4 separate regions of the Homo sapiens genome follow, and regions 1, 2 and 3 are each linked to region 4. A link is a loop called in an ENCODE intact Hi-C map of the cell type or tissue named here. Cell type or tissue: B cell. All regions are shown on one strand. Links, peaks and the distances in the headings refer to the core of each region. The heading gives the core; the rest is flanking DNA. Region 1 holds the start of RNF216 (ring finger protein 216). Region 2 holds the start of RBAK-RBAKDN (RBAK-RBAKDN readthrough). Region 3 has its middle 14 kb from the start of RBAKDN. Region 4 has its middle 15 kb from the start of MMD2.

The links. Peaks named below come from ENCODE experiments on the same cell type or tissue, not always from the same donor. Only the 100,000 strongest peaks of a DNase experiment are listed, where the experiment ranks them.
Region 1: a loop joins it to region 4, with 17 times the contacts of the local background. A loop is called at or near these places in 2 of 110 quality-filtered maps.
Region 2: a loop joins it to region 4, with 8 times the contacts of the local background. A loop is called at or near these places in 19 of 110 quality-filtered maps.
Region 3: it touches region 4 in a loop (38-fold over the local background); 58 of 110 quality-filtered maps call a loop at or near these places.

What each region holds. Positions count from the first base shown.
Region 1 is chr7:5,778,487-5,786,009 of GRCh38, forward strand. RNF216 (ring finger protein 216) reads right to left here and starts at 3,177. Exons shown (of 17, transcript NM_207111.4): 1 at 3,055-3,177. RefSeq lists a silencer at 2,586-2,975. In B cell, for the core only: CTCF peaks have their summits at 3,336 and 3,536; a DNase peak (open chromatin) is centred at 3,195; H3K4me3 peaks cover 1,486 bases; H3K27ac peaks cover 1,712 bases.
Region 2 is chr7:5,042,222-5,049,744 of GRCh38, forward strand. RBAK-RBAKDN (RBAK-RBAKDN readthrough) reads left to right here and starts at 3,639. Exons shown (of 6, transcript NM_001204513.3): 1 at 3,639-3,737; 2 at 5,812-5,870. The coding sequence starts at 5,856. It overlaps RBAK (RB associated KRAB zinc finger), which reads left to right and starts at 3,639. Exons shown (of 5, transcript NM_021163.4): 1 at 3,639-4,175; 2 at 5,812-5,870. The coding sequence starts at 5,856. RefSeq lists a silencer at 3,779-3,988 and an enhancer at 4,139-4,248. In B cell, for the core only: no CTCF peak of the experiment used is centred there; a DNase peak (open chromatin) is centred at 3,600; H3K4me3 peaks cover 1,581 bases; H3K27ac peaks cover 1,221 bases.
Region 3 is chr7:5,082,129-5,089,651 of GRCh38, forward strand. No RefSeq gene overlaps it. Among named protein-coding and RNA genes, the nearest start is that of RBAKDN, 14 kb to the left of the region's middle. In B cell, for the core only: CTCF peaks have their summits at 3,501 (motif pointing left) and 3,702; a DNase peak (open chromatin) is centred at 3,483; H3K27me3 peaks cover 1,986 bases.
Region 4 is chr7:4,970,022-4,977,544 of GRCh38, forward strand. It overlaps the pseudogene RNF216P1. Among named protein-coding and RNA genes, the nearest start is that of MMD2, 15 kb to the left of the region's middle. RefSeq lists an enhancer at 3,892-4,490 and a silencer at 4,203-4,582. In B cell, for the core only: CTCF peaks have their summits at 3,973 (motif pointing right) and 4,172; a DNase peak (open chromatin) is centred at 3,990; H3K4me3 peaks cover 1,523 bases; H3K27ac peaks cover 1,131 bases.

The DNA.
Region 1 (7,523 bases), core at 1,026-6,025, 810 kb after region 4:
GTCTCCTCTGCTAAAACTTAAGTTCCAAGAAGGCAGAACCAAAGTGTCACTTGATCCCAAAGCCCCAGGACATAGCATATCGGATGGCACAGTAGATGATCTTCAATAGTAGATGTACTTTCAGAATAAATAGCACTCACTAATTATAGAAGGATAATTAGTGGCATGAACTCTGGGTCCAAACTGAGTTCAAGTTCCACGCTGACCCTTACAAGTTTTGGGACTAGATATTTTTCAGCACCTCAGTTTCTTTTTTTAAAATTATTATTATTTTTGAGACGGAGTCTCGCTCTGTCACCCAGGCTGGAGTGCAGTGGCACAATCTCGGATCACTGCAACCTCCGCCTCCCGAGTTCATGTGATTCTCCTGCCTCAGCCTCCCCAGTAGCTGGGATTACAGGCGCACGCCATCACACCTGGCTAATTTTTGTATTTTTAGTAGAGACGGGGTTTCACCATGTTGGCCAGGCTGGTCTCGAACTCCTGACCTTAGGTGATCTGCCCGCCTCGGCCTCCCAAAGTGCTGGGATTACGGGCGTGAGCCACACCATTCCCAACTATGTTCTATTATCTTTAACAATAATGCAAATATAATGATATCAGGTATGAGAATGAATTATGTCTCTAAAGAGCTAGAATATAGCAATGCCTAGAATTTTGTAAACACATTAAATAGTAGCTGGTAGTAGAATCAGCAAATACCAGCTCTCTCAACTATCCTATTCATCAACTTTCGATCTGCCTCACTCACACCTAACCCTTCTTTATCAGATTTCTCCACAGGGGCTTCAGGAGTTCTCTTTTATTAGCTGCTGCTGCTCTAATCAGGGTAAAAATCTAAAGCCTCGAATGAGGTTTGCCAGGGGGTCCAAAATCTGGCCCAGACTCTCCAGGCATTTCCTCAAATCCACCACTACTCCCCACACCCCAGGCGCAATAAATTATGAAATACAAAACCAAGGCAAAGCCAGGCCATGTATTAGCCTTCTTCCTTAAAGCAAGCCGACTAAATTGAGATGTTTCATAGAATCTTCCCGCTTCTCTCCCTTCTCAGCGCGTAAAGAATGTTCTGGCAGAGCACGGTGGCTAAAGCCTGTAATTCTTGTGCTTTGGGAGGCTGAGGGTCACTTAAACCCAGGAGTTGGGCAGCACAGCTAGACTCCGTCTCTTAAAAAAAAAAAAAAAAAAAAAAGTTAGCCGAGCGTGGTGGTGCGCGCCTGTAATTCCAGCTACTCGGGAGGCTGAGGCAGGAGAATTACTTGAAGCTGGCAGGCGGAGGGTGCAGTGGGCAGAGATGGCACCACTGCACTTTAGCCTGGGAAATACAGCCAGACTCCGCCTCAAAAAAAAAAAAAAAATGCTCAATGAATGGGCTGGGGTGGGTGGGGCAGAGAGGAGCTGACGGGACATACTACATCTAAAACGCCACTGTTTCCGAGGGACGCGGATATGCTCTGGTCCCCCACCTACATCCCATTCAGTAAACAAAGGTACCCACCGAAACATACAGCAGCACAAACCCATTTTTATAAGACCCTGTGCCTGACTATTGCAGGAAGATGGAGGACAAACAACAGCTGGAGAATAGATGAGCTGATGTTTGGCTCCTAACCTCTAAAACAATGCCAACCCAGCCCCTTCCAGGAGTAACAGCTTGAAAACAATACATGGCATTTAGATAGTTTTTAGCATTCCTGGCAATTCCGTTACTAATTCATGGGTCTTCCTCACAAGGGAAGAAACCCCATTTTTGAGGCACAGGCCCACCAGGGCAAAATGACCTGGCCAGGCTGGAGCCAGGTGCATGTGAGGGCCACTGTGAGGCCCTCTGCTCTGCTCACCCTCTACGTCACAGTGCTTCTTCTGTAGGTGAACGTGTGGGTTTTCAGCCAGGGCGCTTCTTACTGAAGGGCCCGAGGGTCCCGGAGAACATATCTGAAACGTCTTTTGAAAAGACTGTAGCACTTTGGGAGGCCGAGGCGGAGGGATCACCTGAGGTCAGACGTTAGAGACCAGCCTGGCCAACACGGAGAAATCCCGTCTCTACTAAAAATACAAAAATTAGCTGGACGTGGTGGCAAATGCCTGTAATCCCAGCTGAGGCAATCCCTGTGAGGCTGAGGCAGGAAAATCGCTTGAATCCGGGAGGCAGAGCTTGCAGTGAGCCGGGATCGCGCCACTGCACTCCAGCCTGGGCAACAGAGCAAGACTCCGTCTCAAAGAAAAGGAGAAAAAAAAAAAAGTAAAAGAAAAAAGAACGTTCTCTTTGCACGATCTAAGTACCTAGGACAGCTGCTACCCAGGCCCTTAGGGATTTACAGAGCCCTGTCGGATTTGTCAGAAATTTCTGTAACCCGCACGCCGCGCACGCTCCAGGGTTGGTTGCAAGTGGCCCAGAGTCTTGGATCCCTGGTCCTGTTCCACCGGGAGCAGAACCACCTCGACGCGGGGACAGCGGCCTCGCTCGCTGCCCAGCGCCCGGACACCCGAGCCGGGCCAGCCCCCAGCGCCCCGCAGAAGGGTTTGACGCACTTGCGGCGCCCTCGCGAGTGCCGGGTGACAGTCGCCAACTTTCGCGGAACACGCGCTCCAGATGTGAGGGAAGAGGAGGAAAAACGCCGCCCGCCTGGGCTGGGGTTCACAGGCACGGCCCGCCTCCCGCCGCTCCTCCAGGCCGCGCTCGGGTGCACGGACACCGCCTCCGCGGCGGCCTCGGGCCCGGGGGAGGGAAGCGCGGTCTCCCGGGCTGTTGCCCTCGCGCAGCAGACCCGAGGGGCCGGCCCGCGAAACTTCGCGAAGTGGCGAGAGGGGGCCACCCGGCCGCTCAGCGCCTTTGTCGCTCCAGCCTCGCCACCGCACCGGGCTCGAGACGCCCAGCCCAGCCCCTTGGCCCGATCCCGCCCGGGCCTCGGCCCGCGCCCCTCAGCTCGGCGGCCCTCACGGCCCGCGCCCCCGCCCCCACCCCCGGAGCTCCACAGAGGCGCCCCTCAGAGAGGCCGCGTCGCCTCACAGACCCGCCCAGGAGCTCGAGCGCGCCCCGCAGCCGACACTCACTCGTCACTCAAGTCGCCGGCTAGCCAGGCAGGTTCGGCGGCCTTCGCTACCGCGCCGCTTACTCCTCAGAAGCCGCAGCTGCGAGCTCCGTGGCAGCCGCTGCACTCCTTCCGGCCCTGCCGCGGCGTCACCTCGCGCCTGCGCACAGCGCCCCCTCCCGACTAAGGACAGGAAGAACCATAGAGGCACTCCGGGTACTGCGGAGGAGGGACCGGGGGGCTCACCATAGAGAGGGCCGCCTAGTCGCGCCTGCATCCGGGCTCTCCGCCTGCGGAGACTTGACTCCCCCACGAGGCAGGAGGGTGAAAGGAAAGGAGACCCCCATATCCGACCCCACAAGGAGCCACCATCTCCCCAGAGCTGAAAAGGGTATGGGGCAGGTGGTTGTGGATGTTTACTCGATATCTACTGATTTGCCCTAATTCGTTTGGCAAGTCATTCATTCATTCTGCAAATATATTCTGCGGATTTCCTGTGGGCCACACACTGTTCTAGGAATTGGGGAAATTAAGAGTAAAGTGGGTCCCATGGCTGGGCACAGTGGCTCACGCCTGTAATCCCAGCACTTTGGGAGGCCAAGGCGGGTGGATCACTTGAGGTCAGACGTTGGAGACCAGCCTGGCCAACATGGTGAAACCCGTCTCTACCAAAAATAAAAAAATTAGCCAGGCATGGTGGCGGATGCCTGTAATCCCAGCTACTCAGGAGGCTGAGGCGGGAAAATCACTTGAACCTGGGAGGCGGAGGTTGTAGTGAGCCAACATGGCGCCCCTGCACTCCAGCCTGGGCAACAGAGCAACCCTCCATCTCGAAAAAAAAAAAAAGTAAAATGTGTTCCTGGCCTCAGGAAGTTTAGGTTTTAGTGAGCAAGTGAATAACTGACTAAAATACTGCTCCTGCTGGGCACAGTGGCTCATGTCCATAATCCCCGCGCTTTGGAAGGCCAAGGCAGGAGGATCGCTTGAGGCCAGGAGTTCAAGACCAGCCTTAGCAAAATAGCAAGACCCCAACTCTTAAAATAATTGCTGGCCAGGCGTGGTGGTTCACGCCTGTAATCCCAGCACATTGGGAGGCCGAGGCAGGCAGATCACTTGAGGTCAGGAGTTCGAGACCAGCCTGGCCACCATGGTGAAACCCCGTCTCTACTAAAAATACAAAAATTAGCTGGGCATGGTGGTGCGTGCCTGTAATCCGAGCTACTCGGGAGGCCGAGGCACAAGAATTGCTTGAACCGAGGAGGGGGAGGTTGTAGTGCAGTGATTATGCCACTGCACTTCAGCCTGGGTAACAGAGTGAGACTGTGTCTCAAAAAAAAAAAAATTGCCAAGTACACCTTCAAGTAGAGATATCAAGTCAGTAATTAGATAAATGAGTCTGGGCTGGGCATAGTGGCTTATACCTGGAATCCGAACATTTTGGGAAATGGAGGTGGGAGGATGGCTTGAAGCCAGGAGTTTGAGACGATCCTGGGCAATAGAGTAAGACCCCATCTTTACAAAAATAAAAATTAGCCGGGCATGGTGGTGCGCACCTATAGTCCCAGCTACTCAGGAGACTGAGGTGGGAGGATTTTTTTGTTTTGTTTTGTTTTGTTTGTTTTGTTTTTTTGGACAGAATCTCACTCTGTCAGCCAGGCTGGAGTGCGGTGGCACGATCTTGGCTCACTGCAACCTCCACCTTCTGGGCTCAAGCGATTCTCCTGCCTCAGCCTCCTGAGTAGCTGGGATTACAAGCATGTGCCACCACGCCCGGCTAATTTTCGTATTTTCAGTAGAGACAGGGTTTCACCATGTTGGCCAGGCTGGTCTTGAACTCCTGACCTCAGGTAATCTACCCACCTCGGCCTACCAAAGTGCTGGAATTACAGGAGCGAGCCACTAAACCCGGCCAGAGGATTGTTTGAGCCCAGGAGTCCGAGGCTGCTGTGAGCTATGATTGCACTGCTGCACTCCAGCCTGGATGACAGAACAACAGCCTGTCTCAAAAGAAGCAAACAAAAACAAAACAGGGAAATGAGAGGAACAATAGTCTTGATGCGGCAATGAGTGTTCCTTCTCTAAGACAGTAGAGTGTGGCTTATGGGGGCTTGCATGGGACAGAAAAAGACCACTACTCATAGTGCTTTGGGGAACAGTGTCCTGAGGGAATAGTCATGTTTCAGTGAAGTAGAAATTGAAGGGCTGCTTACAGAACAGGACGAGGATCTAGGGATCTTACAGATGTCAGGCCCTGAGTTAGAGGGTGCAGTGCATGGGAGACATTAGAGGGTGAACAGGAGAGAGAGTTTAAGATAGATACTTACCTGAGATGAGATCCTGGAATCACCTGGAAGGTAAAACAAAGGCATTGGCCTTGATGAGCTTATCCTCCATGCTGGTCCTCTTGGGGGAGGTGGATAATCGCTGTCAGTTACAGCCTTCTTCTTAGGATGGTCCTCATAAGCCCTTTGAGATGTTGGAAGAAAGCAGTATTGGAAGGAGAGCTTGGTGATCTTAGCAGGAGTGCAAGGTTCTTTCCGGACCACTGAACCCCTCTGTGGTTGGTGTCACACCCAAGGCAGGTGCGATCGAGTAACCTCTCTGAGTCTAGCTTTTTTTTTTTTTTTTTTTGAGATGAAGTCTTGCTGTGCCACCCAGTCTGGAGTGCGGTGGCGCGATCTTGGTTCACTGCAAGCTCCGCCTCCTGGGCTCACGCCGTTCTCCTGCCTCAGCCTCCCGAGTAGCTGGGACTACAGGCGCCCGCCACCAAGGGCTAATTTTTTTTTGTATTTTTAGTAGAGATGGGGTTTCGCCGTGTTAGCCAGGATGGTCTCGATCTCCTGACCTCGTGATCCACCCGCCTTGGCCTCCCAAAGTGCTGGAATTACAGGCATGAGCCACCGCACCTGGCCTGAGTCTGGAATTTTTTATTTGTTCAGGCTTTTTGGAGACTCTGACTCAGACGTGATGGCAATGAGAAGAGAGACTTTATTTTTGTCTTTATTTATTTATTTTTGAGACGGTGTCTCCTTCCATCGCCCAGGCTGGAGTGCAGTGGCACGATCTTGCCTCACTGGAACCTCTGCCTCCCAGGTTCAAGCGATTCTCCTGGCTCAGTCTCCCAAGTAGCTGGGACTACAGGCACCCACCATCACACCCGGCTAATTTTTAAAATATTTTTTGTAGAGACGGGGTTTCACCATGTTGGCCATGCTGGTCTCAAACTCCTCACCTCAGGTGATCTGCCTGTCTCAGCCCAAAGTGCTGGGATTACAGGTGTAAGCCACCATGCCAGGCCTTTATTTTGAAGTTTAATTTAAAAAAACATTAATAGATAGCCAGGTGTGGTGACACATGCCTCTAGTCCCAGCTACACAGGAGGCTGAGGCAGGAGAATCACTTTAACCCAGGAGGCAGAGGTTGCAGTGAGCCGAGGTTGCGCCACTGCACCCCAGCCTAGGTAACACAGCAAGACTTCGCCTCAAAAAAAAAAAAAAATTATAGAAACAGAGTCTCGCTTTGTTGCCCAGGGTGGTCTCGAACTCCTGGCTCTAAGTGATCCTTCCATCTTGCCCTCCTAAAGTGGTGGGATGGCAGATGTGAACTGCCATGTCTGGCGGGGAATTTTTTATTTGTAAAATGGGAATTTTAAGATATTATCTATTGCCCGGTGTTCTTGCAAGGATGAAATGGGATCATGTGTGAATTGAGAAGCTCTCATAGGAGTTATTTGTTTACATGCTCTTCTTGTCTTAAGCATTTTCGGAGTCATAAAGACAACTATCATATCTCTGCATTTTTCCCAGTGAGGGCGAGAGGAAGCTACTCCCTCCTTCTAGGTTGTCTGGAATCATTCTGGTTACTTTTGAACTGGAATCATTCTGGTTACTTTTGAACTGGAATCATTCTGGTTACTTTTGAAGCCTCTGGCCTTTTTTTTTTTTTTTTTTTTTTGGAGACGGAGTTTCACTCTTGTCGCTCATGCTGGAGTGCAATGGCATGATCTTGGCTCACTGCAAACTCTGCCTCCCGGATTCAAGTGATTCTCGAGTCTCAGCCCAAGTAGCTGAGATTACAGGTGCCCGCCACCACATCCGCCTAATTTTTGTATTTTCAGTAGAGGCAGGGTTTCACCACGTTGGCCAAGCTAGTCTTGAACTCCTGACCTCAGGTGATCTGCCTGCTTCGGCCTTCCAAAGTGTTGGCATCACAGGCGTGAGCCACTGTGCCCGGCCCTGTTTTTTTTTGGAGGGGGGTGGGGTGGGGTTGGGGGTCTCACTCTGTCACCGAGGCTAGAGTGCAGTGACTCAGTCAATCATAGTTCACTGCAGCCTTGACCTCCCAGGCTCAAGTGACCCTCCCACCCCTGCCTCCTGAGTAGCTGGGACTACAGGTGTGTGCCACCACGCCCGACTAATTTTTTAATTTTTTTGTATAGATGGGGTCTCGCTGTGTTTCTCAGGCTGGTCTCAAACTCCTGGCCTCAAGTGA
Region 2 (7,523 bases), core at 1,631-6,630, 72 kb after region 4:
GATCCACCACGCCCAGCCACAACCCAGGAATTTTTTTCTTAAGAGCCTGAGAGTCTTGTCTTTGAAATGTAAACCTCGAGGAAGATAGTGTCCCTATCTTCCTGTTGCCTAGGGAGTTTAGCCTAGGCACCTTGAGCTGTTACTACCTGCTTGTCAAGGAGATATGAGAAGTTTTGTTTTTTCACCGGATACAGGTAATTAACTAGCATGGGTGGCCACCTTGATTTCCAGGTGAATTTAGGATGAGTGTTTAAGAATGCATAGCAGGCCAGGTGCGGTGGCTCACACCTGTAATCCCAGCACTCTGGGGGAGGCCGAGATGGGCGGATCACTTGAAGCCACACAGAAATCAAAAGAAGGAGTTTGAGTCCAGCCTGGCCAATATGGCGAAACTCTGTCTCTACTAAAATACAAATATTAGCTGGGCATGATGGCACATGTCTGTAATTCCAGCTACTCGGGAGGCTTAAGTATGAGAATCACTTGAACCCAGGAGGTGGGGGTTACAGTGAGCCAAGATCACACCACTACACTCCAGCCTGGATGACAGAATGAGACCCTGTCTCAAAAAAAAAAAAAAAACATAGCAAGTCCTTTTACATGAGGATGAGTTACCGTTTATCTTGAGAGCGTGTATGCAGTGGATCATGTCTGCCAGGCTATGTAAAAAGGAGGCTTTGGCTGGGCGCCATGGCTCACGCCTATAATTCCAGCAGTTTGGGAGGCCTAGGCGGGCGAATTGAGAGGTCAGGATTTTGAGACCATACTAGCTAACATGACGAAACCCCGTCTCTACTAAAAATACAAAAAATTAGCCAGGCGTGGTGGCATGTGCCTGTAGTCCCAGTTACTTGGGAGGCTGAGGCAGCAGAATCGCTTAAACTGGGGAGGCAGAGGTTGCAGTGAGCCGAGATCATACCACTGCACTCCAGCCTGGGTGACACAGCAAGACTCTGTCTCAAAAAAAAAAAAAAGGAGGCTTTATTTCTCTTTGCATCTCATTAATGGATCACCTGCGATGGGCATCACAGTTTGGTTTAATGTTTATTCAATAATAAAATTGTTTTCTTTATTTTCTGAATTTGTGGAGAGAATATTCTAGGTTAACAGAAGAATTTATTTATTTATCTATTTATTTATTTAGAGGTGGAGTCTTGCTCTGTCGCCAGGCTGCAGTGTAGTGGCGTGATCTCGGCTCACTGCAATCTCCGCCTCCCAGTTCAAGTGATTGCCCTGCCTCAGCCTCCCAAGTAGCTGGGACTACAGGCGCGCACCACCACACCCAGCTAATTTTTTGTGTTTTAGTCGAGACAGGGTTTCACCATGTTGGCCAGGATGGTCTTGGTCTCCTGACCTCATGATCCACCTGCCTCAGCCTCCCAAAGTGCTGGGATTACAGGCATGAGCCACGGTTCCTGGCATCAGAAGAATTTATTTTTAGTCTTTTCCTTACCAGTTTTTATGAAACAACTGGGCAAGAACACTAAGAACACTGTTAGAGTTCACCAAAAAATTGTGATGAATCATTGTCCTTATGATCCCATTTTTGAAAACTGACATTTTAATTGTAAAGCAAAAATAAAATTCTAAGCCCCCACAACTGACTGAATGGACTCCCCTGTCGGCCAGCAAGATCCAAAATAAACATGAAAAACTAATTCAGGTCATGATGGGAAGGAGGGGGTCGGACATGCCTTGTCATACTCTCCTCCCTTCAGAGTTTAGGCACAGCTGACCAACATTAACACTAGAATACAGATCATAAGACTGACAGAACAGGCTCTTTGTATCAGTAAGATACCCAACTCCATCCAGACTCTGATATAGCATCACATGACAGATAGCAGTCCCTGAAGGAAATCATAGTATTTTATCCCATAATATATTTTCTTTGACACACTTTAAAATAGTCCTGCAAAGCCATCTCTTTGGGGGAAATTTGCATTCTGTAGAGAATCTCCTTCCCTTACAGAAAAGAAGTCTTTTCTGGAGATTCTGACACCTTTTAAGATCCAATAAGAGATATTTATCATCTATTCTCTCTGAAGCCTGTTCTGAGGCTTCATCTACATAACAAGAACCTTGGTTTCCACAATGCCCCTTATCTTAACTCAAGCTTTTCTTTTCTTTCCCTCCCTCTTTCTTTTCCTTCCTTCCCTCCTTCCTCTCTCTCTTTTCCTCCCTCTCTTTCTCTCTTTCTTTTCTTCTCTGTTGCCCAAGCTGGAGTGCAGTGGCACCATCATGGCTCACTGTAGCCTCAACTTCCCAGGCTCAAGCAATCCTCCCATCTCAGCCTCCTGAGTAGCTGGGACTACAGGCATGCACCACCACACCTGGATAATTTTTTTTTTTGTAGAGGTGGGGGTCTCGCTGTGTTGCCCAGGCTGTCCTTCAACTCCTGGCCTCAAGGGATCCTCCCAGCTCACCCTCCCAAAATGCTGGGATCACAGGCATGAGCCACCGCAATGGCCCATTTCTTCATGTCGTTTTCCAACTGTTCAGCCAACGCTTAACTCTGAACCAACTGCCAATCTTTGAATCTGCTAGTGACCTGAAAGCCTTTCCAGGCTGACCCAATGTGTACCTCTCATGTATTGATTTATGTCTTTGCCTGTAACTGCTGTCTCCCTAAGATGTATAAAACCAAGCTGTAACCCAACCACTTTGGGCTCACGTTCTCAGGACCCCCTGAGGCTGTGTCACCAGCCATGGTCACTCAAGTAGGAGGCCCAGAATAAAACTCTTGACAGACTTTGAGTCTTTTTGGTCAACATAACCTAACCCTAAACATAATCCTCCTGGGGAAGGTGAGATCACAGGTATCTCTTTTCTTCGTTCGATCTGTGTATTTCCTGATTTCTCTACAGTTTTTAGGCATTCGCTGTGTGATCTAGAAAAGCTACAGAGTCTCGCTCCGTCGCCAGGCTGGAGTCCAGGGGCGCGATCTCGGCTCACTGCAACCTCCACCTCCCGAGTTCAAACTATTCTCCTGCCTCAGCCCCCGAGTAGCTGGGATTACAGGCACACGCCACTACTCCCAGCTAATTTTTGTATTTTTGGTAGAGAAGGGATTTCACCATGTTGGCCAGGATGGTCTCTATCTCTTGACCTCGCGATCCGCCCGCCTCGGCCTCCCAAAGTGCTGGGATTTATAGGCGTGAGCCACCGCGCCCAGCCACAAATTCTATTTTCTTTCTCTTCCTTGGAAAGCATCGCTGGGCATTTATCCTGTCCTAGTATTTGAGTGAAACTTCTCTTAGCATTTCAGCGCAGTGACCACGATACACCCTTTCCTTTCCTTCTCTTTATGGGAAACTCGGTTCTAACCCAGAGGCCTTGGGCTCCAGGACCCAGTCAGGCAGCCCTGGACTTGACCCTAAAAGGGAGTAAAGACAAATGCGAAGTTCAATCAGGGGTTCAGAGCTCCCAAAGCTCATAGCCTGGAGCTTCTTAACCTTTAGGCAGGGTAGAGACATTTAAAACGGCCCCTAAACTTGGGGGGCGCGTAGGCTCATGGGAAATAGAGTAGGGTGCTTGTCCTGGGACCAGCTGTGGGCCCCGGAGGCTGACTTCCGGTGCACTCCTGCGCGTGTGCACCTCTCTCTGTGTGCGTGTTCGCGCATGCGCGCCGCCGCTGCACTGCCCTCGCTTCCTGTGCGTCCTCAGGTCACCGCTTGCTCTAGTTCCCAGGCTTTGGCCTCCAGTGGACGAGAATCGCGGAGCCTGCGGGGCTGGAGGTTGAGCGCCCGGGCCAGCACCTAGGCGGGCGCGGGGGTGTGCAGGCCAGGGTTCGCGCGGGCCGGGTGGAGGCTTGAGCGGGGACCCCCGAGCTTGAGCCCCGGAGCCGGCGGCGCTGGGGCCAGAGGGGCCGGACGGGAGGTGGCGGAGGTGGCGGCGGAGGCGAAGGGGCGGCGGGACGCGGGCCTGGCCCGTGTGTGTCCTGGCGGCCTGGCCCAGGCTGCCGCTGTACGGTGAGCCCGAGGGAGGCGGATCTGGGTCCCGGGAAGGACACCCGCCTGGATTTGCCCCTTAGGCCCGGCCCGGGCCCCTCGGGAGCAGAACAACCTTAGTGAGGTGGACAGGAGGGGACCTCGCGAGCAGACGCGCGCCAGCGACAGCAGCCCCGCCCCGGCCTCTCGGGAGCCGTGGGGCAGAGGCTGCGGAGCCCCAGAAGGGTAGGTCTTGGGTTTTCGGGCCCGGAGCGAGAAGGGCCTGAGTGAAGTCACCGTGTGTTGGGGACCTTAGAGTGTGGGGCAGGGGGAGGGTCTCGATCGCTTGCAGGAGAGACGTGTGTTTGGGTTTGAGGGCAGGGTCCGGCTGCACCGAACAGGCGCTGCATGGGAAATCTGGGAGGACGAGGCTTATGGGGGCCTGGAGGGTGTCACCAGCCTCAGCTGCGGACGTCGTCTCCACTCCCCGCTAACCCCTAACAGCCCTTCCTCCTCCTTTCCGTGCTCCAGATTTCGACCTCCTCTAAACGTCCGTCAGCGCCTCTGTTCTCTCATTTAAGTGTCTGCTGATTCCCCCCTTAGATCTGCCCTGGAGACTGGTAGTAATGCAGGAACAGTCTGCAGGGATTCTCTCTTGCTGCCTCAGTTGCTAGGGGAAGAGACTGGGCCTTAGCAGGTGGGTGACTTGACCGGGTCACTGGCTTTGTGGGTAGAGTTGCTCATAGTAGAACTCAGGAGTCTTATCTCCCAGGCCAGTGTTCTTTCTCCCGTATCCTAGTTTTCTTAATAGAAGATTATTAGGTGCAGCAATAACCAAGTTCAGTTAGATAATTTAGAAACAAAACCATATTTTATACACATTCATTTCATTTCTGAGAGCTCACATACTCAATTCCTATGGCTTCTTTGATTTTAAGCAGTTTAAAGAGACAATAAGAAAATGCGGGCCGGATGCAGTGGCTCACACCTGTAATCCCAGCACTTTGCGGGGGCTAAGGCAAGAGTATCCCTTGAGACCAGGAGTTAGAGACCAGCCTAGGCAACATAGGGAGACCCTGACTCTACAAAAAATACAAAAGTAGCCAGGCATGCTGGGATGCACCTGTGGTCCCAGCTACTCAGGAGGCTGAGGTGGGAGGATCAATGGAGGCCAGGAGGTCGAGGCTGCAGTGAGCTGTGAATGCACCACTGCACTCCAGCCTGGGTGGCAGATTGAGACCCTGTCTCAACAAACAGACAAACCACAAAAAACATGAGCTGTATAATGGGAATTTTTTTTTTCTTTTTGCAGGTTGTATTTGATGATGGCAGACTATTTGTAAAAGGAGTCATGTTACCCATGAGAGTCTCACTCATCTGATTACTACCTGATTATCTTAGAGTTACAAAGTTACAAGTGCATGCTTCGCCTATCACTCTTTTTCACTCTCTTTTTTTTTTTTTTTTTTTTTTTTTTGAGACAGTGTCTCTCACCCAGTCTGGAGTGCAGCAGTGTGGTCTCGGCTCACTGCAACCTCCACCTCCCAGGTTCAAAGGATTCTTGTGCCTCAGCCTCCTGAGTAGCTGGGACTACAGGCATGTGACACTATGCCTGGCTAATTTTTTTGTTATTTTTAAGTAGAGATGGGGTTTCGCCATATTGGCCAAGGAAGGCGGATCACTTGAGGCCAGAATTCGAGACCAGCCTGGCCAACATGGCGAAACCCTGTATCACTCTTTTAGGCCCTTCTGAGTGTTTGCAGGCTGAGTGTTCACAGGGTGTTAGCCTATTGAGCTTTCTTTTGTGGTTCTTACGCAGGAGATTCCTGCCTTTGCAGGCCAGAGCACTCATGACTTCAGTGACCTGCTTCTCCCCCTCTAGGTCTACCAGCCACAGTCTCTGCACGTTTCCAAGAGCAGCAGAAAATGAACACATTGCAGGTGAGTTTTCATGCTTGTGTATATGTTCCTCAACTTTATTTTATGATGCATTTTAAGAGGTTTGTAAGGATTCTTACCTTTTTTTTTTTCTTTTTTTTTGAGATGGAGTCTTGCTCTGTTGCCCAGGCTGGAGTGCAGTGGCATGATCTCGCTTCACTGCAACCTCCACCTCCTGGGTTCAAGCGATTCTCCTGCCTCAGCCTCCCGAGTAGCTGGGATTACAGGCGTGCGCCACCATGCCCAACTAATTTTTTGTATTTTTAGAAGAGACAGGGTTTCACCATGTTGGCCAGGCTGGTCTCAAACTCCTGACCTCAGGTGATCCTCCTGCCTCAGCCTCCCAAAGTGCTGGGATTACAGGCATGAGCCACCGCGCCCAGCCAGGATTCATACTTTAAAATGGGAATGTGGAAATAGACATTGTCCTGTAAAATATAGTTAGTGTGGCAGATCAGCACCAAAAATGATTTGTGAAGCTTGTATGTGTGGATAGTAGATTTTAAGGCTGTTGAAATTGAGCCGCACCCAGGACTGATATTCTTGGCAGTCATCACAAAAGGAAAATGCCATCTGTATTAGTCCATTCTCACACTGCTATAGAGAAATAACCAAGACTGGGTCATTTATAAAGAAAAGAGGTTTAATTGGCTCACGCCTGCAGGCTCTATCATAGGAAGCATGGCTGGGGAGGCTTCAGGAAACTTACAGTCATGGTGGAAGGCAAAGGGAAAGCGGGTACATCTTCCATCACCAGAGCAGGAGGAAGAGGGAGGGGGAGGCGCTACACACTTTTAAACAACCACGTCTTGTGATAAGTCACTGAGTGTCAGGAGAACAGCACCAAAAGGGAAATTGCCCCCATGATCCAATCACCTCCCACCAGGCCCCACCTCCAACATTGGGGATTACAATTGAACATGAGATTTGGTTGGCGACACAAAGCGAAACCATATCACCATCCATGACATCATTTGCATTCATTATAAGGAGAAACCAACTTTGTTACTTGTGGATTTAAAAGATTTTCTAGGACTTGGAAAAATTTCTTCATTCAAGTTGATATAATTGCGGATAGCTTTCCTAATAACAACCATTAAGTTACCATAACTTATGGCTTATTCTTGGTGCTTATGTAAGCAGAGGGCCTGCCTGCTGCCCAAGGAGAACTTGGTGCATATAATTTTTCCAGGGAAGGAAACATTGTGATCCCAGTAGACAGAATTCTGTTTTTACTGTTGAGTCCTAGATCATGGGGGGAATGAATGACATGATCATCCTTCAAATATTTGTTCGTCTTTCAGTTTGGGTTGCACAGCAAACAATACAGTTACTCTCTTGTGAAGATTTCCTCATTTCTGTTTCTCATTTCAGTTCTCAGTGTTTTAGTTTTGTCCTTTTCACGTTGCTGAGTCAGTCTGTAAAGATTACCAGTGATTTCATTGCAGTCAAATCCAGAGGGGATTTCCTAGCCCCTACCTCCCAGGACCCTTTGTCTGCCTTTGACATCTGTTACTTCCAAACTGATACTTTCTCCATGGAGTCTCTCTTTTCTTGGCTTTTAAAAAGATTCGTCTGTAAGTATTTCTGCTTGTCTTTAAATGATGAAGTCTGTTTTGTTTTGTTTTGTTCTGTTTCTTTTTTTCTTTTTTTGAG
Region 3 (7,523 bases), core at 1,083-6,082, 110 kb after region 4:
TGCTGGCTAGTTTATTTTTTGTACAGACAAGGTCTTACTCTATTGCTCAGGCTGGTCTCAAACTCCTGGGCTCAAGCGATCCTCCCACCTTGGCCTCCCAAAGTGCTGGGATTATAGGAATGAGCCACCATGCTGGGCCTCTTTGCTTAAAAAAAAAAAGTCACTATTTGCTGTACCCCAGTTTCCATTTACCATGTGTCTGGGGTGCATCCTGCCCAGTCATCTGAGAAGGAAGTGCCAGGGATTCAATTATTTCCAAAAACTGGGTTTCCAGGTTTTGCCATTGAGAAATAAATTGGGATTTGGGTCAGGTGCAGTGGCTCATGCCTGTAATCCCAGAACTTTGGGAGGCCGAGGCAGGTAGATCACTTGAGGCCAGGAGTTCAAGACCAGCCTGGCCAACATGGCAAAACCCCGTCTCTACTTAAAATACGTTTTTAAAAAAGAAGAAAAAGAAAAAAGAAAATTAGCCGGGCATGGTGGTGGGTGCCTGTAATCCCATCTACTCGAGACACTGAGGCAGGAGAATGGCTTGAGGTGGAGGTTGCAGTGAGCCGAGATTGCACAACTGCACTCCAGCCAGCCTGGGCGAAAGAAACCGGGATTTAGAAATGCCTCAGGTATTGGGCTCCTGTCTCCTCTTGCGGGGGTGGGGGAGAGTGGTATTTTCACGCCTTCCAGGAAGCAGGGGGGTGTCTCCAGTCCCATAACCTTCTTCTCACCTGGATTTGCCATGCTGGTGAGTGCTGCAAAAGTGCTGAGTGAGCCAAGCACACCTTGTCCCCTCCCTAGCTGGTCTCTCTGGGACAGCCTGGTCCACAGTTCCTTCTGCTTTTCCAAACAGAAGACCTTTGTGGTTTTCTAACTTCACCTGTGACTGGCAGGTGCAAAGTGCTGGGAAACCCACGCGGTCAGTCTCCCCCGGCCTCCGCCCCGGTCCCTCTACTTCCTCCAATTCAGTGTCGTTCATAATAAAACGGATTTTGATTGCTATGCATCTGACACTGGTGTTTATGGCTTGGGGGATTACAAAGTTAGGAAAGGAAGAGGGGCTGGTATCAACCCCCAAACTAGCATGCTTACGTGGATTGCAAGGAGTCTGGCATGGTGATGTGTGCCTGCAATCTCGCAATGCGTCCGTTATGTGCGCTTGCCTTCGTCCAGCGTGGTTATCTGCACTCGCAATGCGTCTGGCATGGGTACCTGCGCTTGCGATGGGTCCGGCGTGATTATGTGCGCTTGGCTGCATCTGGCGTGGTTATTTGCGCTTGCAATGCGTCCGGCAGGGTTATGAGCGCTTGCAATGGCTCCGCACGATTATCTGTGCTCGCAATGAATACGGCAAGGTTATGTGTGCTTGCCTGCATCCGGCATGGTTATCTGCGCTTGCAATGTGTCCGGCACGGTTATGTGTGATTACAGTGCCTCTGGCATGGTTATCAGCGCTTGCAATGCATCTGTTATGTGCGCTTGCAATGTGTCTGGCATGGTTATGTGTGCTTGCAATGCTTCCGTTATGCGTGCTTGTACTTGCTGGGGATATGGACCAGCTGCATCGCCTTTGTTTCTCTCCATCCCACTGCCTCATGATAACCACCATGCCAAAGCAGCAACTGTCCCCCACAATCTGAAGGACGTGACATCGAAGCTTCCCTTGAAACCTACTGAGGAGCTTGTAAGAAACTGATTTGGCACAAACAATCCCCACTGCAACTCACTCAATCCACAATGAGGACTTTTTTTTTGAGACAGAGTCTCGCTCTGTCGCCCAGACTGGGCTTGAACTCCTGGGCTGAAGTGATCCTCCTGCCTCAGCCTCCTGAGTAGTGGGGAGTACAGGCACGCACTCCACACCAAGCTAATTTCTTAATTTTATTTTGTAGAGACGGGGTCTTGCTATATTGCTCAGGCTGGTCTAGATCTCCCAGGCTCAAGTGATCCTCCTGCCTTGGCTGGGATTACAGGCATGAGTCACTGCATCCAGCCCCCATCCCCCTTTTTTGGCTTAACCCCACCAAGATAAAGGGAACATGAATACAGTTAAAGGTAGAAAAGAGACGTCCACACAGTGTTAGGAGAAACATTACTAATGGCAACCCCTGGTAGAGCAAAGCTGAAGCCCAGGCTGGGTGCAGTGGCTCACGCCTATAATCCCAGCACTTTGGGAGGTTGAGGCAGGTGGATCACGAGGTCAGGAGTTCAAGACCAGCCTGGCCAAGATGGTGAAACCCCATCTCTACTAAAAATACACAAATTAGCTGGGTGTGGTGGCAGGGGCCTGTAATCCTAGCTACTTAGGAGGCTGAGGCAGGAGAATCGCTTAAACTCAGGAGGTGTAGGTTGCAGTGCGCAGAGATCGCACAACTGCACTCCAGCCTGGGCAACAGAGCAAACCTGTCTCAAAAAAAAACCCTGAAGCCTAAGTTCTTCAGAGGCAAACACTCCTCGGGAGGGGAGTCAAAGAGGAAAAGGCTCTGGGATTGGCGGAAGCATATGCGCCAGAGGGTGGAGATGTGCAGTGGGCTGCGAACAGGAGGCCTGTTCAAAGTCAGAGTGAAGGCTGGGCACAGTGGCTCATGCCTGTAACCCCAGCACTTTGGGAAGCCAAAGCAGGAGACTCTCTTGAGGCCAGGAGTTCGAGACCAGCCTGGGCAACATAGTGAGACCCGCATCTCTACAAAAAATAAAAATAGAAAAATTAGCCAGATGTGGTGGTGCACACCTGTAGTTCCAGCTACTTGGGAGGCGGGGGTGGGAGGATTGCTTGAGCCCAGGAGCTGGAAGCTGCAGTGAGCTGTGATTGCACTACTGCACTCCAGCCTGGGAAACAGAGCCAGACCCTATGTCCCTTTTTTTTTTTTTTTTTTTTTTTTTTTGAGACAGAGTCTTGCTCTGTTACCAGGCTGGAATGCAATGGCATGACCTCAGCTCACTGCAACCTCCGCCTCCCGGGTTCAAGCAATTCTCCTGCCTCAGCATCCTGAGTAGCTGGGACTACAGGCGCCCGCCACCATGCCCGGCTAATTTTTGTATTTTTAGTAGAGATGGAGTTTCACCATGTTGGCCAAGATGGTCTCCATCTCCTGACTTCGTGATCTGACTGCCTGGGGCTCCCAAAGTGCTAGGATGACAGGGGTGAGCTAACCCGACGTCTTTAAAAAAAAAAAAAAAAGTGTAAATGAAGAGTGGTAAGACATGAGACCCCCTCTACACTGGGCTGGGTGGTCGCTCGCCCCAGTCTGCAGAGGGAAAGAAAAGGTCTGAACTTGGAGGTGTGAAAATGGAACCTCTCTAGAAAGCTGCACCCTGGCCAGCGACACCACAGCTGTGTCTCCTGGAGCTGGGAGCATCCCCACTCACACCTCAGGGAGGGAGTGGAGTATTCCCAGGTGCAGATATGGCCCGGTGCAGATACGAACCCAACCAAGTTAAAGCCCTCTTGAGGGTCCTGCCGCTGTCCCCATGACAAGTGCGAGGCAGCCCTGCCCCCTGGTGGCAGCACTCAGAACTGCATCAGCAGGTGGGCTGCCCTAGGACCGGGGGACATCGCAGGCAACATAAATGCCCTTGTGGGTTACAATCTAATAAGGAAGATGTTCAATCATCTTATTAAAATAATCGGCCGGGCGCGGTGGCTCACGCCTGTAATCCCAGCACTTTGGGCGGCCCAGGCGGGCAGATCACGAGGTCAGGAGATCGAGACCATCCTGGCTAACACGGTGAAACCCTGTCTCTACTAAAAATACAAAAATTAGCCGGGCGTGTGGCGGGCACCTGTAGTCCCAGCTACTCCGGAGGTTGAGGCAGGAGAATCGCTTGAACCCGGGAGGCAGAGCTTGCAGTGAGCCGAGATTGCGCCACTGCACTGCAGCCTGGGCGACAGAGTGAGACTCCGTCTCAAAAAAAGAAAAAAAAATTTAGCCTGGCGTGCTGGCCTATAATCCCAGCAACTTGGGAGGCAGAGGAAGGAGAATTGCTTGAACCCGGGAGGCGGAGGTTGCAGTGAGCCGAGATTGCACCACTGCACTCCAGCCTGGGCAACAGAGGCAGACTCTGTCTCAAAAAGAAAAAAAAAATTACTGCTGTGAAGGGAACAAGGGGCTGAAGTAATTACAGGGGGGCCAGGGACAAGGTGGCATTTATGAGAGGTTGGGGATGAGATTTTGAAGATGGTCTCTGGGTTCCAGGCCGAGCTCACTCTGGTGCTCCTCTGGGCGGTGGAGCGGGGCTCTTCGCTGGGCTGCTTATTCCAGGCTCTGAGCTCTGGGCGGTGGGCTCAGGCTCTCCCAGGGATGTCGGTGTCTGTGCGGTTGCCACTGCCCAGTGGCCTGGGTTCTGCTTCTCCTCTGGACTCAGGTTCTCTCTGGGGCTGACAAGATCCAGGTGGGCAGAGAATGAGGTGAAGGCTTGAAGACCAAATCATGGGAGATGCCGGGAATGGGTGGTGCTGTCCACTCTGACCGCAATTTCCCATCAATATCCAGACCTGTGCCTGCAACATCAAGACCTGTGCCTGTTCCTAAAGAGTGCGGGTACCTGAAGCCCCCCACAAGGGCTCCCCCTCTACAAGACCTGCCCCCAGGATCTTAGGGCCTGGGAAAAGCAGGAGCTAAGATGAGGGTTTTGGGGGAGAGGAGGGGACCCCTTCATTGACTCCATGGACCAGCCTCAAAACAGAGATGGAGGCAGAGATGTTCAGAGATAGTACCAGTGTCAAGGAAACTCCTGTGTCGCCCCTAGGTCAGGCTGCCCTGGAGAGAAGTCCAGAGCCCCTGGAGGGGATAGACTGAGCTAGAGAGATAAGGGGGTGGCTGGTGCTCCCCTACTTCATCAGATAGGACTGTGAAGCCTGGGAGCAGGCTGGGAGTCCGAGGATATGGGAGAACATTCACAGCTGAGAAGTAAAGGAGAGGGTGGGCGCGGCAGCTCATGCCTGTAATCCCAGCACTTTGGGAGGCCGAGGTGGGCAGATGACTTGAGCTCAGAGGTTCAAGGCCAGCCTGGGCAACATGGCGAAACCCCGTCTCTACCAAAAATTACAAAAACTAGCTGGGCATGGTGGTACGTGCCTGTAGTCCTAGCTATTTGGGAGGCTGAGGTGGGAGGATCGCTTGAGCCCAGGAAGCAGAGGTTGCAGTGAGCTGAGATCACACTACTGCATTCCAGCCTGGGTGACCGAGCGAGACCCTGTCTTAAAAAGAAGAAGTAAAAGACTGATTCATCCCCTCCTGGACACATAGCCCCTCTAGAGCTGTCTTTGACAGTCTCGGCTGCCATAACAAAGTCCCATAGACTGGCTGCCTTATCAACAATAGATATCTATTTCTCACAACTCTGGAGACTGAAGATCTGAGATCAGGGTACATGGTCAGCTTCTGGTGAGGGTCCTCTTCTGGGTTCCAGATCACAGACTTCTAGTTGTGTCTTCATGTGGTGGAAAAAGAGGGAGCTCTCTGGGGTCCCATTGATTGATCGATTGATTGATGGAGATGGAGTTTCACTCTTGTCACCCAGGCTGGAGTGCAGTGGCATGATCTCGGCTCACTGCAGCCTCCACCTCCCCGGTTCAAGCCATTCTCCTGCCTCAGCCTCCCAAGTAGCTGGGATTACAGGCATCTGCCACCATGCCCAGCTAATTTTTTGTATTTTTAGTAGAGACGGGGTTTCACCATGTTGGGCAGGCTGGTCTTGAACTTCTGACCTCATGATCCTCCAGCCTCAGCCTCCTTAAGTGCAGGCATTACAGGTGTGAGCCACCGCACCCGGCCATCCCTTTTATTAATATAAGGGCACTATGCCATTCGTGAGGGTAACACCCAATCACCTCCCAAAGGCCCATGTCTCATAATACCATTACCTTAGAGGGTAGGTTTCAACATATAAATGTTGGGGGGAACATGTTCAGTCTACTGCAAGAGCAATGGGGTAAGTTTCAGTATTGGGGTGTGCATGAAATGGGGGACAATATTGCAGGCAAAGACACTGGCTGAGAGCAACCCCTCCAGCTCGTACCCCAAATACCCCATTAAGATCTCATTTATTTGTCCACAGAATGGGAACAGAAATAGCACTTTGGCCAGGCGCGGTGGCTCACGCCTGTAATCCCAGCACTTTGGGAGGCCTAGGTGAGTGGATCACGAGGTCAGGAGTTTGAGACAGGCCTGGCCAATATGGTAAAACCCCGTCTCTACTAATACTACAAAAATTAGCCGGGCATGGTGGCTTATGCCTGTAATCCCAGCTACTCAGGAGGCTGAGGCAGGAGAATCACTTGAACCCAGGAAGCGGAGGTTGCAGTGAGCCGAGATTGCGCCATTGCACTACAGCCTGGGCAACAAGAGTGAAACTCTGTCTCCGAAAAAAAAAAAAAAAAAAAAAAAAAAGGAAGGAAGAAATAGCACCGCCCATGGGAATGGGATTCCCGCCCTCTTGGGCTGCTGTGTTTGGCTCCAGAGTGTAGAGCCTGGGCTTGTGAAGACAGGGGGAGCCTTCCAGGCCTCTAATTTCCTGAAGCCATTTGTGGGGACTCCTGAACACACCTGGAGGAAGTCCCGCCTCTCTCCAGAAGAACAGGGCAAAACACTGCCCTCTGACGACAAATTGTAGTTGCTTTTCCCAGGAGCACTGAGCTTTAATTTTTTTTTTTTTTTTTTTTTTTTTCCTGAGACAGAGTCTTGCTTCGTCACCAGGTTGGAGTGCAGTGGCGCAAACTCGGCTCACTGCAACCTCCGCCTCCCGGGTTCAAGCGATTCTTCTGCCTCAGCCTCCTGAGTAGCTGAGATTATAGGCACCCACCACCACGCCCAGCTAATTTTTGTATTTTTAGTGGAGACAAGGTTTCACCATGGTGGCTGGGATGGTTTCGAGCTCCTGAACTTGTGATCCACCTGCCTTGGCCTCCCAAAGTGCTGAGATTACAGGCGTGAGCTACCACGCCGGCCTGAATCTTAATTTTTGTTCCGCAAACGCCCTCCTTCTGCCCTCAGGCCTGGGAGGAAAATGCTCCTTCTCTAACTCCGTGGAGTCTCTGCCCCAAGGGGATCCATCAAACAGGAAATTCAGGATTCCAATTTGTAGGGACAAGTACCAAATTTCCTTCCAGAAAGCTTGACAAATTACCTTCCACCAACTGCATGCAAGAAAACCTCTCACCTCTACCAGGCTGGTTAGAAACTTACAAATTTTTTGCCAATATTTTTGCAAAAACACAGTATTGCATTTACAGTTTTTTCATTTGCTGAATCAAAGGTAAGCTGGGAGGCAGGATCACTTCCAGAACAGCAGAATAAACACCTCTGATAATCGGCCAGGCGCAGTGGCTCACGCCTGTAATCCCAGCACTTTGGGAGGCTGAGGCAGGCAGATCATGAGGTCAGGAGTTTGAGACCAGTCTGGCCAATGCGGTGAAACCCCATCTCTACTAAAAATACAAAAATTAGCCAGGCTTGGTGGTGCACGCCTGTAGTCCCAGCTCCTTGGGAGGCTGAGGCAGGAGAATTGCTTGAACCTGGGAGGCGGAGGCT
Region 4 (7,523 bases), core at 1,660-6,659:
CAACAGCTGAAATTAAAGACTAGTGATACCAAGAATGGCAACTGGACCTCTCCTTCAGTGCCAGTGGGAAAGTAAAATGATGTACCAGTTTGGGAAACAGTTTGGTTCTTACTATATGATTTAGCAATTCCACACTTAGAGAATGAACATGTATTCACCCAACAACTTTTACACGAATGTGCATAGCAGTTTTATTCATAATTGCCCCAAAATAAAAGAAACTCAGTGTGCACCGGCTGGTGAATGGATGAATGAATTGTGTCATATCCTTGCGGTCGAATACTACTCAGCAGTAAAAAGGAATGAACTACTGATACATGTAACATAGAAGAATCTCAGAAACATGCAGAGGCCAGGCACGGGGGCTCACACCTGTAATCCCAGCACTTTGGGAGGCTGAGGTGGGAGGATCACTTGAACTCAGGAGGTCGAGATCAGACTGGACTACATAGTAAGACCTCATCCCTATTAAAAATCAAAAAAATTAGCCAGGCATGGTGATGCGTGCCTGTAGTCTCAGCTCCTCAGGAGGCGAGGCAGGAAGATGGCTTGAGTCTGGGAGATCGAGGCTGCAGTAAGCTAAGATCATACCACTGCACTCCAGCCTGGGCAACAGAGTGAGACCCTGTCTCAAAAAACAAAAAGCATGCTGAGCAAAAGAAACCAGACACAAGAGTGCATGCCATATGATCCCATGTGTGTGAAACTACAGAAAGATAAATTGTAGTCTAAAATGAGAAAAAGGGCCGGGTGCGGTAGCTCAAGCCTGTAATCCCAGCACTTTGGGAGGCCAAGGCAGGCGGATCACCTGAGGTCAGGAGTCCGAGACCAGCCTGGCCAACTTTAGTTGGCCATGTTTTTAGTAGAGATGGCAAAACTTCATCTCTACTAAAAATACAAAAATTAGCTGGACATGGTGGTGGATGTCTGTAAAGCCAGCTACTCGAGAGGATGAGGCAAGAGAATCGCTTGAACCTGGGAGGCGGAAGTTGCAGTGAGCCAAAATCACGCCACTGCACTCCAGCCTGGGCGACAGAGTGAGACTCCATAACAAAAATAAAATAAAATAAAAATACAAAAACTTAGCTGGGTGTGGTGGGGGGTGCCTGTAATCCCAGCTACTCAGGAGGCTGAAGCAGAAGAATCGCTTGAACCCAGGAGGTGGAGGTTGCAGTGAGCCAAGATCACACCATTGCACTCCAGCCTGGGTGACAGAGCAAGACTCCCATCTCAAAACAAATAAGTAATATAAAGTGACACAAACCAGGTGCCCAAAAGCAGGTGGTTGCCTAGCACCAGGGATGGGGATTATGGAGGGATGGACTGGAAGGAACAGGAGGGAATAGTCTGGGGTGATGGAAATGATCTCTATCTTGATTGTGGGGGGTTACGAGGGTGTATAAATTTGTCAAAACTGGTAGAAAGGTACACTTAAATGGGGTGCCTTGTACCACGTATAAATTACACCTAAATAACATTTTTTTTTTTTAGTTTTTTTTTTTTTTTTTTTACAAATAATGGGCCAAAATGGCAGGAAATTACTGCTTCTGAAAGCAGACTGAGTTCGGGAATAATGTCCTCTATGACAACACCAGCACACCTTCATGTAGATACGGCTGATGACAGTTCTTGGGAACAAAATGATGATGGACAAATTGTGAATAATGGCGGTCCTCCACTACTGTCAATGATTTCACAGGTCAGATGCACATTAAACTAACTGTAACCAGAAAATGCAATGAAGCCGTGCCGTGATGACTCATGGGGTGGGGGAGTTACAGCCTCGGCTCTCGGGCAGGCTCACGGGGTGAGTGCAGGTTGCACGCCTTTGGCCGTAACTGCATGGAATTACAGCCAGCACAGATGATACGGATTTTCATAGACAGAACTTCCATGCTTCTTCCCAGGAAAACAGCAAAACATCACTTGTTGACAATAGTTTAGTCTGCAGGTAGCTATCTTGCCCTTTCTGATTCTTGGTGCTGGTTAACATTAAGACAAAGAAAACAGGCCGGGCGCGGTGGCTCACGCCTGTAATCCCAGCACTTTGGGAGGCCGAGGCGGGTGGACCACCTGAGGTCAGGAGTGCGAGACCAGCCTGACCAACATGGAGAAACCTTGTCTCTACTAAAAATACAAAATTAGCTGGGTGTGGTGGCACATGCCTGTAATCCCAGCTACTCAGGAGGCTGAAGCAGGAGAATCACTTGAACCTGGGAGGCAGGGGTTGCGGTGAGCCGAGACGGTGCCATTGCACTCCAGCCTGGGTAACAAGAGTGAAACTCCGTCTCAAAAAAACAAACAAAAACAGGCCAGGTGCGGTGGCTCAAGCCTATAATCTCAGCACTTTGAGAGGCCGAGGCAGGAGGATCACTTGAGGCCAGCAGTTTCAGACCAACCTGAGCAACATAGAAAGACCCTATCTATACAAAAAAACTTAAAAAATTAGTCAGGCATGGTGGCACACACCTATAGTCCCAGCTACTCAGGAGGCTGGGATGGGAGGGTCCCTTGAGCCTGGGAGGTCAAGGCTGCAGTGAACTATGATTGATTGAGTCACTGCAGTCTAGCCTCACTGACAGAGTGAGACCCCAACCCTCCGCCCCCCGAAAAAAACAGGGCCGGGCACAGTGGCTCACACCTGTAATGCCAACACTTTGGGAGGCCGAATCAGGCAGATCACCTGAGGTCAGGAGTTCGAGACTAGCTTGGCCAACATGGTGAAATCCTGCCTCTACTAAAAATACAAAAATTAGGCGGATGTCGTGGCGGGCGCCTATAATCTCAGCTACATGGGAGGCTGAGGCACGAGAATCACTTGAATCCGGGAGGCAGAGGTTGCAGTGAGCCAAGATCATGCCATTGCACTCCAGCATGGGCACATGAGTGAAACTTCGTCTCAAAAAAAAAAAAAAAAAAAAAAAAGCCAGAGGCTTCAAAAATAACCTGAATGATTCCAGACTACCTAGAAGGAAGGAGTAGCTTCCTCTCACCCTCATTGGGAGAAATGCAGAGATAGGATAATTGTCTTTATGACTCCAAAAATGCCTGAGACAAGAACATGTCAACAAATAACTCCAATGAGAGCCTCTCAGTTCACATATGACCCCATTTCATCCTTGCAAGAACACCGGGCAATAGATAATATCTTAAAATTCCCATTTTACTAATAAAAAATTCCTAGCCAGACGTGGCAGTTCACACCTGCCATACCACCACTTTAGGAGGGCAAGACGGAAGGATAACTTGGACCCAGGAGTTCGAGATCAGCCTGGGCAACAAAGCGAGATTCTGTTTCTTTTTTTTTTTTTTTTTTTTGAGACAGGGCCTTGCTCTGTCGCGCAGGCTGGAGTGCAGTGGTGCGATCTCTGCTCACTGCAAGCTCCGCCTCCTGGGTTCACGTCATTCTCCTGCCTCAGCCTCCAGAGTAGCTGGGACTACAGGCATCCGCCACCACGCCCGGGTAATTTTTTTATTTTTGGTAGAGAAGGGGTTTCACCATGTTGGCCAGGCTGGTCTGGAACTCCTGACCTCAAGTGATCCACCCGCCTTGGCCTACCAAAGTGCTGGGATTACAGGCGTGAGCCACTGTGCCCAGCCGTGAGACCCACTTTTCTCTTAATTTCCCCAATTCCTAGAATAGTGCATGGCCCACAGGAAATCCGCAGAATATATTTGCAGAATGAATGAATGACTTGCCAAAGGAATTAGGGCAAATAAGTAGATATCGAGTAAACATCCACAACCACCTGCCCCATACCCTTTTCAGCTCTGGGGAGATGGTGGCTCCTGTGGGGTCGGGGATTGGGGGTCTCCGTTCCTTTCATCCTCCAGCCTCGTGGGGGAGTCAAGTCTCCGTAGGCGGAGAGCCCGGATGCAGGCGCGGCTAGGCTGCCCTCTCTATGGTGAGCCCCCCGGTCCCTCCTCCGCAGCACCCGGAGTGCCTCTATGGTTCTTCCTGTCGTTAGTCGGGAGGGGGCGCTGTACGCGCGCTGTACGCTTGCGCGAGGTGACGCCGGGGCAGGGCCGGAAGGAATGCAGCGGCTGCCACGGAGCTCGTAGCTGCAGCTTTGGAGGAGTAAGCGGCGTGGTAGCGAAGGTCGCCGAACCCGCCTGGCTAGCCGGCGAGTTGAGTGGCGAGTGAGTGTCGGCTGCGGGGCGCGCTCGAGCTTCTGGGCGGGTCTGTGAGGCGAGGCGGCCTCCCTGCGTGACGCCTCCGTTGAGCTGCGGGGGTGGGGGCGGGGGCGCGGGCCGTGAGCACCACAGAGCTGAGGGGCGCGGCCGAGGCCCGGGCGGGATCGGGCCGGGGAGCTGGGCTGGGCGTCTCCAAGCCCCCTGCGGTGGCGAGGCGGGAGCGACACCCTCCCGCCACTTCGCGAAGTTTCGCGAGCCGGCCCCTCGGGCCGCTTCCCTCCCTCGGGCCCGAGGCCGCCGCGGAGGCGGTGTCCGTGCACCCGAGCGCGGCCTGGAGGAGCGGCGGGAGGCGGCCCGTGCCTGTGAACCCCAGCCCAGGCGGGCGGCGTTTTTCCTCCTCTCCCCTCACATCTGGAGCGCGTGTTGTTCCGTGAAACTTGGCGACTGTCACCCGGCACTCGCGAGGGCGCCGCAAGTGCGTCAGACCTTTCTGCGGGGCGCTGGGGGCTGGCCCGGCTCGGGGGTCCGGGCGCTGGGCAGGGAGCGAGGCCGCTGTCCCCGCGTCGAGGTGGTTCTGCTCCCGGTGGAACGGGACCAGGGCTCTAAGACTTGGGCCACTTGCAGCCAACGTGGAGCGTGCGCGGCGTGCGGGTTACAGAAATTTCTGACAAATCCGCCAGGGCTCTGTGAATCCTTAAGGGCCTGGGTAGCAGTTGTCCTAGGTACTTTGATAGTGCAAAGAGAACGTTATTATTTTTTTTTTTTTCCTTTTTTTGAGACGGAGTCTCGCTCTGTCGCCCAGGCTGGAGTGCAGTGGCGCGATCCCGGCTCACTGCCAGCTCTGCCTCCCGGGTTCACACCCTTCTCCTGCCTCAGCCTCCCGAGTTGCTGGGACTACAGGCGCCCGCCACCACGCCCGGCTAATTTTTTGTATTTTTTAGTAGAGACGGGGTTTCACCGTGTTAACCAGGATGGTCTCGATCTCCTGACCTCGTGATCCATCCACCTCGGCCTCCCTAAGAGCTGGGATTACAGGTGTGAGCCACCGCGCCTGGCTGTATTTTTTAATTTAATATTTAAATATGTATTTAAAATTTGTGTATGAATTTACATAAATGGTATCACACTTTCATTTAACGTTAATTTAACTGTGTTGTATCATATGAATTTTATTTATTCCTTTATTGAAGTCCAGTAAGGCCATTTCCAATTGCTTTTATTGCATATTTGCTGTAATGACCACCATCCCTGTCCGTATATTCTATTATGCATATTTCTTGGAGAACACACAGAGGTTTCTTTAGCTAATATACCTGGAAGTGGAATTGCTAAGTCACAGGGAATGTACATTTGTAATTTAGGGCGTATTGCTGATTGCTATTCAGAATATCTTTTCCAAGTTACTATCCAAACCAGCAATGTATAAGATTTCCCATTTCTTACATACTTGCCTTTTTTGCCACCCCAGTGGTTTGAAACATAATTCCTTTTTTTTTTTTTTTTGTGACGGAGTCTCACTCTGTTGCCCAGGCTGGAGTGCAGTGCGGCGATCTTGGCTCACTGCAACTTCAGCCTCCCGGGTTCAAGCGATTCTCCTGCGGCAGTGTCCGGAGTGGCTGGGATTACAGGCGCGTGCCACCATGCCTGGCTAATTTTTGTATTTTTTAGTAGAGCTGGGGTTTCACCGTGTTGGTCAGGCTGGTGTCCAACTCCTGACCTTGTGACCTGCCCGCCTCGGCCTCCCAAAGTGCTGGGATTGTAGGCTTGAGCCACTGCGTCTGGCTGAAACATAATTCATTTTCTGATTTGCCTTTCCCTGATTATTAGTGAGGTTGAGCATCTTCTGTGTTTTCTTTTTTGTGAATTGCCTATTAATACCCTTAGCCCATTTCTTTGTTAGCATATTTGTATCAAGATGTCATTTCTCTGTCAGTACTTTGTCTCTTTAATATGTGTATTTTAAACATATGTTTTAATGTCATAGGTTTTGAGTTTGTGTGGTTTTTTTTTTTTTGACCCACCTCCTTGGATATGTTTTCTTAAGGAATGTTTTCAGCATAAGCTTCAGATGTCCCCCTGACCAGATACATGGCAAGAGTTTTGATACTCCCTCATTCTTACTGTTCCTCTTTGCTTCCTTTTCAGCTCTTTTGAAACAGATGGTCACCATGTTTAGATATTAGCAGTCCCGTATGTGCATGTCTGCATTTGAAAATGGAAGAGGGAAACAACAATGAAGAGGTAATTCACTTGAACAACTTTCACTGCCATCGGGGACAAGGTAAGTTGTTTGTTCTCACTTCATCCCTTTCCCTGTGGCTTTTTCCTTTTAGTATCACAGCTGTATCTTTTGAAATGAACCTATTTTGTACCATTTAGAATCCAGGGACATTTCATTTTTGACATAAAAAGACTAGTTAGACTAGAATTATATCAGATAATGATATTGCTGGCATGAATGAAGTGTAAGACTCATTCATTGCAACTGGATTAATAAGCTGTTAATTTACTGGCAAGACGCTGTTAATATGTAGTCATTGAGTCTTAAGAGACAGTGTCAGCATCAGTTTTTGAAGGCGTGGTGATTATAAAGGAGTGCTCCACTAGGCATTTATGATCTGAAATACTACAGGTGATGCTGAACCAGTCTTGTCCTCCCATGATGCCTAATTTCTTTTTTGCCAGAAGATTCTGGCTTAGCCTTGAGGGGAATTTTGGAACATGTATTTTTTTGTTCTGCAGTTTTGGTTTTTTTTCTTTCTTTTTTTGAGACGGAATTTCGCTCATTGCCCAGGCTGGAGTGCAATGGCGTAATCTCGGCTCACTGCACCCTCCACGTCCCGGGTTCAAGCGATTCTCCTGCCTCAGCCTCCCGAGCAGCTGGGATTATAGGCATGTGCCACTATGCCCTGCTAATGTTGTATTTTTAGTAGAGATGGGTTTTCTCCATGTTGGTCAGGCTGGTCTTGATCTCCTGACCTCAGGTGATCCGCCTGCCTCGGCCTCCCAAAGTGCTGGCATGAGCCACCCGCCTGGCCACATTTGTTAATTTTCATTACAAAAGGGATAAATATGGGCCAGACAAATGGCTCACACCTTTAATCCTCGCACTTTGGGAGGCTGAGGCAAGAGGATTGCCTGAATCCAGGAATTCAAGGCTGCAGTGAGCTATGTTAGGCTACTGCACTCAAGCGTGGGAGACAGATTGAGACCTTGTCTCTATTTAAAAAAAATTTGTTATGATAAATATGCTGTTTTAAAAAATAAGTTCTCCTGAAGAATATAAAATGAAAAATATACTCTTTCCCCTCCTTCTGATCTGCAGAGGTGAAATAGTTGTAAATTTTTTTTTGTTTTTTTGGAGACGGAGTCTTGTTTTGTTGCCCAGG